2 separate regions of the Mus musculus genome follow, and region 2 is linked to region 1. A link is a loop called in an ENCODE intact Hi-C map of the cell type or tissue named here. Cell type or tissue: heart. All regions are shown on one strand. Links, peaks and the distances in the headings refer to the core of each region. The heading gives the core; the rest is flanking DNA. Region 1 holds the start of Gm24474 (a long non-coding RNA gene). Region 2 overlaps Frmd6 (FERM domain containing 6).

Evidence for each region. Peaks named below come from ENCODE experiments on the same cell type or tissue, not always from the same donor. Only the 100,000 strongest peaks of a DNase experiment are listed, where the experiment ranks them.
Region 2: it touches region 1 in a loop (6-fold over the local background); 3 of 42 quality-filtered maps call a loop at or near these places.

Annotation. Positions count from the first base shown.
Region 1 is chr12:70,648,540-70,656,871 of GRCm38, reverse strand. It overlaps Gm24474 (a long non-coding RNA gene), which reads right to left and starts at 7,123. Exons shown (of 2, transcript XR_381651.4): 1 at 6,635-7,123; 2 at 6,165-6,367. In heart, for the core only: a CTCF peak has its summit at 3,955 (motif pointing right); DNase peaks (open chromatin) are centred at 2,211, 2,731, 7,001 and 7,871; H3K27ac peaks cover 1,652 bases.
Region 2 is chr12:70,878,198-70,886,529 of GRCm38, reverse strand. It overlaps Frmd6 (FERM domain containing 6), which reads right to left. Exons shown (of 14, transcript NM_028127.3): 5 at 8,037-8,113; 6 at 5,725-5,911; 7 at 2,709-2,864. Among named protein-coding and RNA genes, the nearest start is that of Gm32664, 21 kb to the left of the region's middle. In heart, for the core only: CTCF peaks have their summits at 2,213 and 5,052; DNase peaks (open chromatin) are centred at 4,549, 4,969 and 5,789.

The DNA.
Region 1 (8,332 bases), core at 121-8,120:
GGCACTTTCCCCCCTTTTGGATTGTAGCTGTAAGCCTGCAGAGTGTGACCTTCTTAAAATGACGGCAGCATGAATGTGATCCAGGCTTTGAACTTGAGGCCTCTTAGCCTGAAGAGATGATGCATGCTAATATCTTCACCTTCAGAGTTCTACATGTGGCTCCGCAGACATTAATTACTATTATTTGTCTTGCATCTTTATTAGCATATGTTAATTGTACAACGAAGTGAGCTTCATGGCTTTTACATGTATGAATATAATGCATTTTGCTCATATTCCTTCCTTTAGTGGTCTTTCTTATGGCCCCCTTCCCTTATAGCTCCCCCTTTTCACATCCCTGGAGTCCCCCTTTTAATTTCATGTGCTTCTCTTTTTAACTCTCTGCAGTAGATTCTACAGATGGGTGGAAACATTATCCAATCAATAAACGTACTGTGGGCTTAACCAGCCATTCTCAGAGAAGGAAGTACAAACGGCTAATGAATACAAAGCAATGTTTAACACCCTAACCCACCAGGGAAGAGGAAGTCAAAACTGCACTGAGATGCCTTCTCACCCTCGTCTGAATGGCTATGACCAAGAAAACAACAGATGCTGGTTAGGATGTGGGATGAGGAACCCTCACTCACTGCTGGAAGGGATAGACATCAGTACATACAATGCTGTGGGCATCTGCAGGGAGATTTCTCAAAGAAAATTACAAGTAAACGTGTGTATGACCCAGCCATACCCCTCCCCCGCTGAGCATCTACCCGAAGGACCACAGGTCAGCTCACCACAGAGGCACCGGCACACCCATCTTTATACAGCACTGTCCACAATGACCAAATTACAGAATCAGGGTAGGTGGCTAGCCACAGATGAATGGATAACAAAGAATGAATTTATAGCATTTGCAGGGAAAAGGATGAAATTGCATACATTTAAGTGACATCAGCCAGATCTTCAGAACTAGAGAATTCCTCATCGCAGTTCCTTTTGGTTTTTTGTTTGTTTGTTTGTTTGTTTGTTTGACATAGCGTTTGTCTCACCATGTAACCCCTGATGGCCTGGAACTTACTACATAGATCAGGTGAGTCACCATGGTCTTTTGGCCCATGTTTCCAGATTGCTGTGATTAGAGGTGTCTGCCATCATGACTGGCCTAGGAATTAATCATGACAGCTATGACTCAGCATGTTGAATGGACAGTCATTTACTGGACAATGCATTATAAGGTTTTCATTTACTGGAGGAAAGTGAGCAACAACCTTTACCACCACATCACGACTCCCTGCTCCCCGACACACAGCTACTATTCCTCCAGTGGACTGCCAGCCTTCCAGCTTCTTAGCAAAGAACTCATTTCAGCCTCACATGTGGGCCTGCTGCTCTCCCCTCCAGTAACCACTGCAGGATGAACATAGGCAGGTAGGTCATCACAGGTCTTTCTTTTCAACCAGTGTTTGGCAGGTTTTTTTTTTACCCAGCAGGCCAACATGCTGTGCTGGCTCGTTTGTGTCAACTTGACACAAGGTAGAGTCATTTAGGAAGAGAGGACTTCAATTAAGAAAATGCCTCTATCAGACTAACCTGTGGGCAAGCCTGTGGTCTATTTTCTTAGTTAGTGATTGATTGTGGGAGGGCCCAGCCCATCGTGGGTGGGGTTTGCTGGGGAAGGTGGTCCTGGGAGGTATGAGAAAGCAGAATGAGTAAGCTATCAGGAGGTCAGTAAGCAGCACCCTCCGCGCCCTCTCCTTCACTTCTTGCCTTGATTTCTTCAGGGATGGACTGTTACCTGAAAGCAAGATAAATCTTTTTTCTCCCTAAGTTGCTTTTGGTGACTGTGTTTCATCCCAGCAGTAGAAACCCTAAGTAAGATACAGGCAACATAGAAACAACTATAAAAATCCAAGTGGGAACTGGTCTCTCAACCTTTTTTTTCTCAGTTGCTAGTCTTGGTTTTCCTGCTTGGCCACAGACAATGACCTCAGCTATTCAGTGACCTTTCAATTATGTAGCCTCAGTTGTTACATAAATCCACGTTTATGTGTCAACTGTGTTTGTAAACCATGGCACCAGATTCCCAAGTTGCAACTGTGTTCCCTCACGGCTCTGCAACTTTTCAAGGCCTTGACAGTAACTTGGCCCTGACTCTTTCTCAACTCTGCTTGCCAACCTCCGATGACAGCTCAGCTTGGCTGTTGCCACAGCCTTCCCTCTAGCCTCCCTGAGTTGGGCTTCCTGCCCACCAGCTTGCATCTCAGGACAGTCTCTTCCTGGTCCCATCCCTCTCTCAATCAAGATTAGACAATGCATTGTTGGAGCCTATCAAATCCAAACACCCTTGCCCGACTTGTAAAGCTTCCATAGTCTCACTGCACCCATCTCCATTTTCTTCCTCAGAAAGGTCAATCCACTCCCACTGAACCATGAGGCTCTTCTCTCCAGTGGCAGCACTCCTTTCCAGCTGTCATTTCCCACCTCAGATGACCCCTTTCTTGTTTAGGTCCCCAGCTAGTTGTATTTTACCTAACACACAAAAAAAAGCCCAGTTCGAGTCTAAACTCTCTAAACAAATGGTCCCTACCTCTTCACTATGCACTGGTCACTTCTTTCTTTCTTATTGTGTGTACAAATAAACAATGGCATGCATAACAGTCGTGACGAGCCAACTTCTGCTGGACACTTCTTATGTGTCACGCTTTCTTGGGAAAAGCAACTTTATTATTTTTGATTACAGATGGAGAAACACGGGCCCAGGGGAAACAACGCAGCCAGGGTAACACCTGTGAGCTATTTGTTTCTCCCGTGCATTGCTTCATTCGCTCTCCACTGAGAGTGGAGACAAAGCTCAATGTTTCTTACAGAGCTGGGATGAGGCAGTGAGTCTACTATAAGGTATTGGTTCTGCTGGTCATTGATACACGCAAGTGATATACATCTTTTAAAATGCTTACCCGACAGGAGTTGTCTCATTTATCAAATGAGCAAATATCTGCTTTACAAAGAAGTCCTTTGGAGCCCAGAGATGAACAGTTAGTGGGAAACCATAATCTATAAATTCCCCTGTGTTATTTTATACGCTCCACATATGCTTGAAGTGTTTAAGATGGCATTCCATAGAGTTGTCAAGAACTATTAATGGGATTGGGTGGCATTTTAGGAGGGTCACTGGGCAGGGGCAGAGGTCACTGGCCAACATCTTGATTTTCTGATTTTGTTTTTCAAAATTACATGGCAGCAAGATTTTCTAAGAAGCAACCACATTTTTGTAGCACAGTATTAGAGTTTTCTTCATATCTCTTCCAATATATTTTTTTCTTTTAACAATCAAGGGAAGTAGAGAGATAAATTCAAAAAAGACAAATATCACAGTGTAACCATAAAGGAAGGAGGGAAAGGATCGAAGTTTAGATGAACATTTAACATTTATGACAATCACTCGCTTTTGTCCCTATACCTATTCTAGTTAACCGTGTACAAGCAAGAATTCATGAGATTTCCCCTTCTCCTACTTCAAATCAAAGCTTCACTAAAGGCCAAAATCATAGAGGAGAAACATTCTGTTTCAAGATTCTCAGCTTGTCTCAACTGTAGTTTATGAATTCCCAAGAAAACTCATAAGGAACTGGCAGTTGTAAACTGATACATCAGCTGAGAAGACAGATTCCATCCTACTTTGACTGTCTACTGACTAATGTTCCCTTTCACCCATGCTAAGAATTTTTCTAACTGATCAAAAAAGATCAGATGAGGAAAAAGAAAAGCATTTATAGACCTTGTTTCTTTGGTTTTCTTTCTGAAATTTTTTTCATTATTTGTTTTGTGTGTGTGTGTGTGTGTGTGTGTGTGTGTGTGTGTGTGTGTGTGTGTGTGTTTGTGTGTGCATACCCTGCTGAGTGTAGGTATGTGCACTGTGTGCATGCAGATGCCCTCCAAGGCCAGAAGAGGGCGCTGTATCTCCCGGAACTGCAGTGAGAGGCAGCAGTGAGCACCCAGTGTGTGTTTGGAACTGAAGGCAGCCCTGAGTGCTCCTAACTACTGCTCTGTCGATCCAGCCCCTCTATGTAGTTTCTTCTGGCCCCAGCTTATTGGGATCCCTTCACTTTTAATTGATGGTAGACCTTTCCATCTGATCTGGTAGTAATCTCAGTTTAGAAATAAACTGGGTTTCAAACTTAAAGCCACTTAGAGAAAAGAGTATTTCTTGGTAAATGGTAACATTTTGTATTTTTTTCCCAATTATAAAATAACATCAGCTCATTATGGAAAACTTGAACTACAAGTTCTTTATCCTTATTTATCAATTTCTTTGTGTGTGATTTTAGCTTTCCAGATCTAAATAAACCCCATTTCCCATGGTACACATTAGCACTTAATGTACAGTTTAGAAACATTTGAGATACTTATTTTGTATTTTATGTAGATCAGAGTGATCATTAGAGACATTTTTTCTACCTCCCTCCCTCTTTCTGCCATCTGCCTGTCTCTCAGTCTCTGTCTCCATCTTTCTCTCTCTGTCTCCTTGTCTCTGTCTCCATCTCTGTCTCTACCTGTCTCTGTCTCTGTTTCTCCGCCTCTCTCTGTCTGTCTCTGTCTCTCTCTGTCTTTCCCCCTCTCTCTTGTAAATCTGAAAATGAATTTGCAGAGCCTCTCTGCATGCTAACCCTACCAGTAACCTGGAATTCTCAACTATAATCCTGTTTCTTACAGCAGCATTTAGCTGCTATCAGTTCTCCCGCTGGTAAACTGCTCATTTCAAAGATTCTTTAGCATGAAACTTCAACACATTATAAAGTATGCCTCTATGGGCGTCTGGCAATTTTAATTTTCTCCCAGATGGTCTTCGGCTCAGGCTGCCTTCTACTGTTTCTGGCCATTGTTCCCTGCACCCTGTTCAGGTTGTTCACTAGGAATGCATGTAATTCCTATGGGTGTTCACTGTCACCTCCCTTGGCTCTCATACTCCAGGCTGTGGAGTGAAGTCTGCTTTAGCAGCTGCCTCCAAACCCTTTTCTTTCTGCTCTCATGGTTTGGGTCGGGTGGCTACCTTTCTTCCTTTATCCCACCCTTCCCCTGAGGGCCTCGTTCTCTCTCCTGCCTGTAAATCATCTTAGAGATACAAAACTATCTATCCTGAGATGAATCCTTTCCTGAAGAAATTTACTTACAGAGATACCATGCTGCTTTGGTCAAAGCCTTCTTTTTCCGTATCTGGAACTGCCCATCTCTCAGGGGCCATTTGAGCATTCCCCACCTATACCTATTGGAAAAGAGAACTCTATGTTCAGAGAGTGCTGGGGAAGCAGTCATACCTCCTTACTTTCTTCTGAACACCCAGAAAGCAGACCAGAGAGGAAGCTGGTGCGCATCCTCCTTTCGGGCTCTACAACACACCTTCCCAGCTCAAATATCTGATCACGATACTGGAGTTTCTAGCAATGGTTTCTGGGCTGTAAAGGGGTGGGGGATGAGAGGCACTCTGCTGTTGTATTTTAGAGAGGTGTATAGGGGGACGCACCAGTCCCCCATCACAGCTCTTTTCATTACACAGCAAGCCATTCTAGCAGGTGATACTCATCTTCCTGTCTTGGCTGTGGTTGAGGAGCCATGGTCTCTGACTAGAGATGGAAAGGGAGACAGAGGGACAGGGGTAGGGAAAAGAAACTGAGTTTTGTTCCATTTATTTTGGAAGACAATCTATTCTTCTCTGGACTATTTATTGTCCTGTCCAGGTCAGAATCAAGGTCATATATAGAATGATCTTGTAGAGTATAAACAATGGGTCCAGGTTCCCACTATCTTTCAGCACCATTGGGCTTCTCTGGTTTGGGAGGGTAAGGGTATGTGGAATGGACTTGCAAGGCCATGCCTCTCGGTTCATCCTGTTAACAGCTACACCGTAGACAGTGTCTGTAGGCGTCAGCATATGTCTTTTGTCCATCTTAAATTAAGTCAGTTATTCTTGTTTTTGTGTTTCTTGGGCATCTCAGCAAAAAAAAATCTTGTGTTTCAGTTGTCACCTGCCTTGACTTAATAAGTCTGTCAATAAGACATTGAATACTGGAAGCTAGGACGCTACAGATAATCCATAACACATCTCTATTTTAAATTCAACACAAAGGGAAACAGATTTCCTTATTCACACATAGCTTTAAAGAAGAGGGATAATTCAGAACGTGTAATAGCACCATGATGAATCATGTTAGCTATTGAAAAGTACAGAAAATGACAGGATTCCCACAGAGGCTGCACCTCTCCAGCATCCTGGGCATGAGCGCACTCAGAAACTAGAAATATCAGTTTAGAATGGATGAAATTCATCTCCAGCAGAGCTGCTCCTGATAACGTGTTTCCCCAGTTCCACAGCCAGAACAAATTAATCCTGCAATAGAACCAAGAAAAACAATGTATCTCATACCTGGTCAAGAGACAGAAATAATGTATCTCATGCCTGGTCAAGAGACAGGAACAATGTATCTCATGCCTGGTCAAGAGACAGAAACAATGTATCTCATACCTGGTCAAGAAACAGGAACAATGTATCTCATGCCTGGTTAAGAAATAGTAACAATGTATCTCATGCCTGGTTAAGAGACAGGAACAATGTATCTCATACCTGGTCAAGAAACAGAAACAATGTATCTCATACCTGGTTAAGAGACAGGAACAATGTATCTCATGCCTGGTTAAGAGACAGGAACAATGTATCTCATGCCTGGTTAAGAGACAGGAACAATGTAGCTCATGCCTGGTTAAGAGACAGGATGACCCACATGCCTGCTCAGGTGAACTGCTGCTTATGCAAATCAGTTTATAACCAAGAAAACTGCATAGCCCTCTGACTGGAAAAACAGTGCAAATGTAGTCAGCTTGGAATTTAGGAAAAGAGAACAAAAACATGCCAGTGTGTCTTATCACTTTCCAAGCTGAAGAGCAGGTTCTGGCTGGTCCAAGCAAGCGTTGCCACTCTGCTGACAGGAACAACCTTATCTTGGAAGTGGAGGCGACCATAGCTGGTGACTCAGTTCCTGGAGATCATCTAGTGCCCTTGACTTTGAGCAGTGAGCAATCTCACTTTCCAAACATGGCTTCTCCTTCAGCTCAGGGGAGAATCTGGGCAGACAGAACATGGCTCTGTTGCCAAAGAGATAATAGAGCCTAGTTCTGTGGTTTATTGTTAATGTAGAGTAAATATAAACTCAAGCCATGGCCATTTGATACAAACAGAATGAGCCACACCAGGTACAAAAGATATAATGTAACAATTTTGTGGTGATCTCTCCCATGTACTTGTGATTTCCTGGTGTCTTCACTCTTAACTCCTAAACTAACAATGCTCACCCACTCTCCACTGTCCCCCATGTAAGCTACATCCCTACATTGCAGTCAGCCCTTTTCAACTCCACCTTCCCAGGCCCCCAAACTCATTCATATCCATAGCTCAGAATGTCTCCTATTTAGATTTTCCTTCTCCCTTCCTCCAAAATCCAAATCTCTTAGGGCAAGGGCCAGCCCACTTTATTCCAGTTAAACTTTTGCCGCCACCCAGCACAGCCGGTTTCTAATATATGCCTAGCATTCTGCGTGCACATTCTGCCTGGCCCTACATCGTCACAGTAGAGTTCTATTAGCATCATCACATCTTTTCCATCTCTCTAGTATGTAAATTTCCAGAAATTTTGGCCGTCTTTAACTCCTTTATCTATCTGTTTTGTCCCTTAAGGCTTTTAAGGGTACAGATTCTCAAGTCTCCCTTCGTCTTATCACACTGATAACAAACCAGACCCAGCATTTCCCTGAACTGGAAAGCTTCCACATTGTGAAAATGTAGCCCTGACTGCAGGCTGCTTGCTGATGGCTCTCTGCCATGTGCTTTTTGGGGAGCAGTAGTTGCTCAGCATCCTAGTTCTTCCCTCCATGGGACACACTGGTATAGTGACTATAGAGATAGGGACTCAGCCCCACTGGGCTGTTGTTCCTGTAAAGCTTAGAGTGAATTAGATTCTCTAAGGCAGGCTTTCTCATCTTTAAAGTTGAGTGTTCAGAGGGTCTTGATGAACATTAAACAAGATCATGTGATATGTCTAATAGGGTGCCCAGCACATGGTAGGTGCTGCATCTGGTGTTAACTGGGATTGACAAGAGGGATTCTAAGTGATCCTTGGTTTAAGTCATCACTGTAAGAGCCCTACAGCAGCAGCCTCAGACAAGGGGAAATTGCATAACACTTTAAGGCTTCTTGGTTTAAAAAAAAATCAAGGAGACATTAAATCAGACCATGACTATCAGCCTTTAGTGATAAGGTAGGATCAAAGATGTTCCTGGCCTAGATGTATGCCCAGGACGA
Region 2 (8,332 bases), core at 132-8,131, 230 kb before region 1:
ACACCGAGGGCTCTCCCTCAGAAGGTTGATAGTGCTATTTTACTAATTGCTGATATGATATACATTCCGTTGTGTATGTATATGTGTATATAAATGATAAACCTTAAGCCATTTTAACTGTAAGGAAAAAACAGTACAATTAAAAAACGTGCTCAGATTTGGCCAATCTTCAAGGACTTATGTGTAATGAGTAAGGCATGAAGCCTTAAAAGTTACTAATAAATATTCTTTTTTTTTACCAGATATTATAAGACAATAGATGAATATTGTCAAATCTTTATTAAATTCAAAGGATGCTTTGGCTTATCTTATATGCCTGGGTATTTTCCCTGGCTGTATGTCTGTGCACCACCCATGTACTCAGGGCTGGCAGAAGCTGAAGTGGGTGTTAGACGCCCTGGAACTGGAGTAATGATGGCTGTGAGCCACTGCTTGGATGGCAGGCATAGAACCCATGTCCTGAGAAAGCGCAACAAGTACCCCAAAGCACTGAGCCACCTCTCCAGCCCCTGGGTCTTTATTAAGTTTAAGGCCAGTTTTCTCAGGATCACAGGAAGAAGCATTAGAAAGCATGGTCTTGCCTGGCCTGTCTCTGGCATGGAAAGGCACATGCAGTGCTGGGCTCAACGGAGCCTGCTCCATCAGCACACACTCAGGGCAGGTTCCCTCCCCAGGCGATGTCCACGCTTTCTGAAGTAAGCCTGGGGCCAAGGCAGTGCTGTAGTTCACGTCTGAGACGTGTATGGGAAACCAGGCAAAAGGTGCTTCCTTCAGAACGGTCTGCTTCCCCTTATGAGCTGCCCGTATGTGAGTCAGATGCAACGGTTTGACTTCTCCAAGTGGGCGGTGTCTGTCAGGTACCAGTAACTCATCTCCCCGCTTCAGTTACAGCTTTTGTTAAATGTCTTTTTAAAGCAGATATTTTCTATACAATGCAGAACTATATACTAAGCAAATTTTCTTTTTCTTTTTTCAAAAAGATTAATTTGTACACATCAGTTTTATTGAAAGATTAATTTCTAATCAGATTTCTTTAAACTAGCAAATAAAGCAATAGCAGCGATACGTTCTGAACACTTGCTGATGTCACAGGCGTCCTGCCTTGCCGTGTCAGGACTGTTAGTTACTGCATGGACCCCTCTGGCCTTCACAGTGCAGTGTCTCCCTTATTCAAGAGATGGCCCATGACCAGTACAGCTGCCCAGATCCCCAGGGCCTCTAACTGACATCCCATCCCAAGGCCGGACTCTGTCCAGTGTACTGTTTATATTTCTAATATACTTCAGAATAGGAGCCGACTGTCCCAGACGCCACTTATAGGAATTTTCTTGTGTAGAGTGAGATGTCAGAATGAAATTTCTCAGAAAAAGTGAGTCAGCCCTTTAGGAATTTCGACAGAGATCTACGGTCCTCCATATGCCTTCCTAGGATGGAGAGGCAGTAATTTGAGGGAGCCGGAGGGAGGGAGAGAGAAGAAAGGAGGGAAAGGGAGGGAGGGAGGGAAGGAGGGAGGGAGGGAGGAAAGTAGAGGGAGAGGGAGGGAGGGAGGGAGGGAGGGAGAGGGAGGGAGGGAGAGGGAGTGTTCTGAGCTTTGGAACCAGCCAGGAAGTTACATTTAGTAACATGACCACCCAGCAATATGACCAAACATATTCTCCCCGGACAATGGTCCCATTTATATTAACTCAGCGTAAGGGGTGCGGTAGGGACAACCAACATATCAACAAAATCCCATGCTGATCATCATGCCTGTCATGTGACAGGTATGGCTCACTGATCAATTCCCACAGTCCTAAGGGGTAGGTAGGTCCCAGTGTCCTTTAACCTATGAGAAATCTGAAGCACAGAGATGTTAAATGCTTGCCTTGGGTCACATAGTAAGGAGCCAAACTGGGATTCAACCCACGGTCAGACCCCACGGGCCATGTTTTAACAACTTCGTCCCACTGGGTTTGCAAATATACCCTGAGTACTTAGAAGAATCCAGTTCTAGTCAGGAATGACCCTTGTCAGGATAGGGAAGATACAGAGAGGAGCACGGAAGAGAAGGCAGAGCACGCTGAGGCCCAGCATGAGTGTGCAGAGCATCTTCACAGCGCTCTGTGGAAAGGAGGCCTGGGATACATAGGATGCAAAGAGAATACGGAGCACCCGAGTCCCTGAGGCAACTAACTGATCACAGAAACTCTGTCACCCAGGAGCCTGGGCTGCAATCCACATTTCTGCCACTTGGTTTTGCAACCTTAGTGAATTATTTAACTTTTTTAAGCCTCAAGTTTCCTGGCTTATAAAATGATCACTTTTTATACAGTGTGGGGGTTTGAAGGAAAAAAAGGAGGCATACGGTGCTCTGTCTGCACTGGGGTCGGTGGGAACATTCCCACAATTAAAGGAATATAATGAGGGTGGGGCTTTCACAGGGCAATACTACAATAACATTCACCAAACATCTTGCAAAGGTTACTCTTCCAGGCAGAAAAAGAACTATAGCATAAGGCCCTCAGAGGCAGATCACCATCGCAGCCCTTCGTTATCACACGTTACAAACATTTAAGAACTCTAACATGCTGCTTCCGGGCTAGACCACGGAGGCCTGACACGTGTAACCAAGGGCAGGCCAAAAGAAGAGCTTCCCACAGCTTGTTGTAAGAGGAAAGCAGAGTTCTCAGGCGAGCTGAAATCTCGCGCAGGAAGGAGGGTTTTCCTACCTTGTACAGTCTGTAGTAATGGATGGCGACGTCGTCCAGTCGGACGGCTTCTTTGATGTACTTTAGGTAGGCCTCGGAGGCCGTCAGGGCAAACTGGTCCTTGTGCATGTTTGGGATGTGTTTCAGGATGTAGTCCTTCCCCCGCTTGGAAACAACCTGTGGGGACACCGTGCCCCAACCGACAAGAGGATGAGAAGCTAATTCAGGCCACATGAAGCTGGATACTTCTCACTAGAAAATTCTAATTTTTATCCCATTTTCGCTGTCTTCTTAGGCTACCGGGAGGAACCAGTTAAGGTTGTAAGATATAACGCCCACTTGGTAGAACAAACAATCGTAATTGGGGAAAACAGATTCTTTTGGTTTAAAGAGTCACCGACGTGAGCAGAAGTCCCACGCAAACTGAAGTAATTTCACATACTTCACGGATTACGCTCTTAAACGATGGTACTGTGGGAAGAAATGATGTCAGGGAACAGCTGCAGGACTGAAGTCCCACTAACTCCCACAATCCCCCACACAGAACGTGAGACTAGAAACGTTCATCTGGGGAAGGTAAAGGACCAGGCGGGACTCTTTGGAACACTGGTTTTCACAGGAAAGGCCAGGAACTCTACTTGAAAACACAGGAGGAAACGGTTTCGATTCAACACGCCCTCCCTGTGATTTGCTGGGGCTTAGAATTGGATGGGGTCCACTGAGCTTTCTTTCTTCCTTTCTTTCTTTCTTTCTTTCTTTCTTTCTTTCTTTCTTTCTTTCTTTCTTTCTTTCTTTCTTTCTTTCTTTCTTTTTTAAGATTTATTTATTTATTATATGTAAGTACACTGTAGCTGTCTTCAGACGCACCAGAAGAGGGAGTCAGATCTCGTTAGGGATGGTTGTGAGCCACTATGTGGTTGCTGGGATTTGAACTCAGGACCTCCGGAAGAGCAGCAGGGTGCTCTTACCTGCTGAGCCATCTCACCAGCCCCCCACTGAGTTTTCAAATGTGAGTTACACCCTGCACCCGGTGGCTGCATACTGAGGGTGTTGGGAATGGCCATGCGGATTTCAGAAGGGTCTGAAAACACAAAAAGCCAGTGGCAACACGAGCAGAAGCAAGGGCTTCGGATGGTGGCAGTGGGGGACACTGGCGAGTTTTCAGCTCTAACGTGACTTCAGCATCTGTTGTTTGGTGCTTACTTTTCATACTTCACAAAGGATTCTACATGGAGGCCGGTGGTGGCCCACACCTTTAATCCCAGCACTCAGGAGGCAGAGGCAGGAGCATTTCTGTGAGTGCTAAGCCACCCTGGTCTGCATAGGCAGTTTCAGGGAAGCTGGGGCTGCAGAGAGAAACCCTGCTTGGGGCTGCGGTGGGTTCAGAAGTTTAAGGCACCCCAGCAGCTGTGTGGACACATCTGTAGAGTCACCAGCTGGATGGTGCCAGAGCATCCAGTCTAAGAAATCAACCAGATCCTGGAGTTGCACACTTGGGAGCCAGGACTTCACACCACAGGTGACTGGGGAGTTCCTGCAGGTACTGTGTAAAGTAAGAGGCTCGCTCCTCTCAGAGCAAGCTGGGGGACACCGAAGCAGGAATAGCTCTGCAACACTGTGCTGAGCTCTGAGACCCAGGGAGGGAACGCCAAACGGAAGGATGCAGTAGACTTAGAAGGAAACCAATAGTGACAAAATAGGGACTAAGCAGGGTAACAGGAAATGGAGTGGGCACATCAGAGCATGTGGGTAGGAATGTGGCAGAGGCACAGTGCCAAGCCAAGTCCATGTGATGCCAGGTTCTGGCAACTGGGCCTATGGCAGCCTCCAGCCCTCTGACAACAGGGGAACAGAGGTAGGGCTGTTTCTGTGGAGGTGGGGGAGGGAGGAGTGTGATTGGGGGTGTTCCGAGTCTGTGGAACTAAGGAATGAGTAGCCACCTCACTGTACAGGGCAGGCATATTTAGGCATTACCTGCATATTCTGAAGGTAGGCATGAAAAACCGTGATTGGGATGAAATCTCCCTGGTGTAAGTGGCTAGGTGCCAAGGGCAGCAGAAAAATTCAGCAAAAGGAGAAGAGAGCGCCTACTGAATCAGGCAACATAAAGGGCATGAATGACCCGAGAGATGGCATGTGCTTGCCTGAAGGGGAGCAGGTGGGGGAAGAGGACCGAGGAACGCACACGGATGGGAAGGAAGCTGCCAGAAAGTCAAGCACACTTGGCCTATCTTTTGGGAAGCCAGCCAGGCGGTTCTGCTTTGTGGACGCAGGTGACCCATTGTTCCGGTGAACATCAACAGTAGGGGAGAGAGCCTGAGCCAGAGCCGAGGCCACAGAAGAGAGGGACAGAGCGGCCTGCAGGAGGACTGGCAACCCCAACAGGCTACGGAGCATGTGTGTGAGCCTACTCCTGCCAGAATGACCTACATCTATCTATCTTCTCCTGACAGAAGGGGACGGCTCCTCGCCTGGCAGGGAAGGACACAGAGGTCAGAGCCAAATGTTGATTCAGAGTTGTTTTCTCAGCCCATTAAAACTGTGAATGATCTCATCGCTTGAGAAGTAATCATTTTCCCTCAAAGGGGAAAAATACAATTCACCGGGAGGATGGAGAGTGTCGCCGCTAGCCAGGCGTGGGCTTGCACACCTTCAGTCCCTGCACCTGGGAGGTGGAAGCAGGTGGATCTCTGTGAGTTCAAGGCCAGTCTGGTCTAGAAAGTGAGTTCCAGGACAGCAAGGGATGCACAGAGAAACCCTGCTTAAAAAACAAAACAAACCGCCACCCCCCCAAAACAAAAAACCCCAGAGTATCACTGCTATGCACATTCCAACACGGGGCTGGGTAAGCTGAAGTTCTTCTGCATTTAAGATGGCCAGAGAGCCTCCTCAGTCATGAGCAGACTAGGAAAGATTCCCAGCCTCCGATTGGTAGTTGGGCATCACAGCGATTTCCCTGGGCCCAGAACATGCAGGCTCATCTCTTGAAGAGGCTTGTGTCTGAACAGGCAGTATGGAGAATCCAGACAGTACCTACCCATGCCGGGAAGTAAGCCTCTGGCTCAAAGTAGTCTCCGTGGTGCAGTTTCCTTTTGAAGTTGCCGAGGTCAGCTTGCAGTGCAAAGGCTGCCAGCAGGAAGTAGGCCTCCTCTCTGAGCACACACTGGGAGTGCAGCACCTGTTTCCGTAGGTGCCAGTAATAATAGTATCTTGCAATTCGGTCACTAGAAAATACGGGAAAACAGCAGTCATGTTTTGGTGGAATGTTACAAGCACATGCCAACAGATCCCAAATTTCATATGCATCTGCTAGCAGAGGCCCTTTGCTTCGGCTCCCTTGGGTCCTCCTCACTGAGGTGGGGAAGACCCAAGCTGGAACCAGATCACCACCTCAGGAGGCTGCAGGGGCAGAAGGCTCAGCTGCCAAAAACAGACCCTAAAGCTCACAGCCTTTGGCTCATCCAAAGAAAAGGCAGCTCTGAGGGACTCCACTCCAGTAAGGTGCATATGTCACAGAACACAAGCTGGACGTGCCAGAAGCTGGGCGCTTGCAGTCTGCATAGCGACGTTGTGCTTCTCACTCCCTTAGTGGGAACAAACCGAGGGGCAAGCCTGGCCTCCCTGTTTGATGGTCCTTGATTGTTCCCCTCCTTAGCGCATCACAGATGCTCTACAGCACGTAAAACGCTTATAGGAGATCTGAGCACCAGTGGCTTGTTACTTTCCCCGCTGCCCCGAGGATGAAAGAACCAATGCTTTCCTTGAAGAACATGCCTTGTTCTACAGGAGGAGGAGGATGCTTTATGGAGTGTTTTCACGGGCACAAGCCTCGACAACCATGACACTCCCTCCACAAGGAAATGCTAATAGTGCACGCTCGAGTCCACCCAAGCCAGAAATAAATCCAGTCCACCGAATAGGTGAATGGGCAGTGCTGGCAGGGGTGCTAGCAGGGGTGGGTGGGTCACAGGACCTCTAGTCACATCAGAAGAAATGTTCATGAGCAGATTATAATTAAGGAAAACAACTGTGGCTGTGTGCGCCTTCAGGGAGGTCCCTGGCCTCTACCTGCGGTCACAGCTCACCAGCAGATGATAACAGAAACATATGTGCCTAAGACCAAGACCAGGGCTAAGGATGAAGAGCTTAAGGGGAAGGCATCTGTGGAATTCTTTTCCCGAGGATAGGGCACTACTCAGTGCTGTTGGATGGTGTATGTATGTATGTGTCTGTGTGTATGTGGGGCGGGGGCGGGGGCACAGAGATAAAGGGTTAACATTCATTAGCCCTATGGGGTTTACTCGTGGCTAAGTCATCTATTTTCCTTCTTTACAGGGCATTCCATCCCTACCATATAAAGTGGGTGTGCACTTCATGCAGGCGAAGGCTGACTAATGACCTTTCTAGGCCTTAGAAATATGCTCTATGTACTAATACTCCTTACTCTTACTTTGCACCTGCTGACGACAGAAAATAGCAAATGCTAGCTTTTCATGGAACATTAGCCCCGCGTATTTCTTCTTTCATATGAAGGTCTCTCAAAGTTTAAAAGGAAAAGGAAAACAAGCTCATGTTTCCTGTAGTTTCTGTTCGCTGAAGTGTAATCTCTAGCACTGAATCCCACACCAAAGAAAGAGGTTCACAACCAGCTAAGTCTAGTTTACACCCTGACACGGATCATGCATCCGTTTCCAAGAAGATAGAGTCTGTTCTCCGCCCCTCAGCTTGCACCCTTGATTTCATAGGAAGCTCCCCCTTCTCCAGGCTCACACTTAGTTTCTTGTTGTTTTTCAAGAAGGGGTTTCTCTATGTATCCCTGGCTGTCCTGGGACTCATTCTGTAGACCAGGCTGGCCGCAGAGATCTGCCTGCCTCTGCCTTCCAAGTGCTGGGATTAAAGATGTGTGCTTACTCTTAATTTTTAAACTAGTGATTAAGAGTACGAGCAAGACCTCAAGTGAAGGGGAAACCAGGCTAATGGAAAACCAAGGAGTTTGAGAGTTTGTGGCCCTGTCCCTCTTGGGAAAGAATATAAGCATATTTAATAAATCTTGTTCCAAAACACTGACAGCTCCTTTGGGCTGAGTGTGCAAATGTGAGCTGGTGGCATTAACGTTTTCTCCCTCAGCCTGCCACACTCAGGAAGAAACCAATGTGCCTCTGGTGTGGTGGGCACCAAGAATACAAGAATGTGAAGAAACAAGCAAAGCCCCAAGTGCTGCTGCTGCTGCAGCGTTTATGTGCTAACAGGCGGAAGGCAGGCAGCGCTGGCACCAGGATGTGCTTGGTGTCTGCCGAAAGAAGCGCTGCAGAGGGCACCGAGGCTCCGGCCCGTGGCCTGTTCTCATACCTGATCAGCTTCCCATTCTCCACGTAGTACTGCACCCGGAAGTGGATGATCATGGGGGGCCCAAACTGGTCGATGCCCTGAGACAGAGACACATGCAGTGAGCTGTGTTTTGTTATCTCCAAGACAGGCATCAAACACAACCACGCTACCGTCACTTGCAAGGCACATTTCCAAACACAAACAGGCTCATCTGTTCCTAACATGGGGCTTGTAGCAGCGGAAAGTTGTCCCACACGGGCACCAGGTCCACATCCGACCAAGAAGTTACAACGTAAAGCAGGGCACCCTCCCTCTCC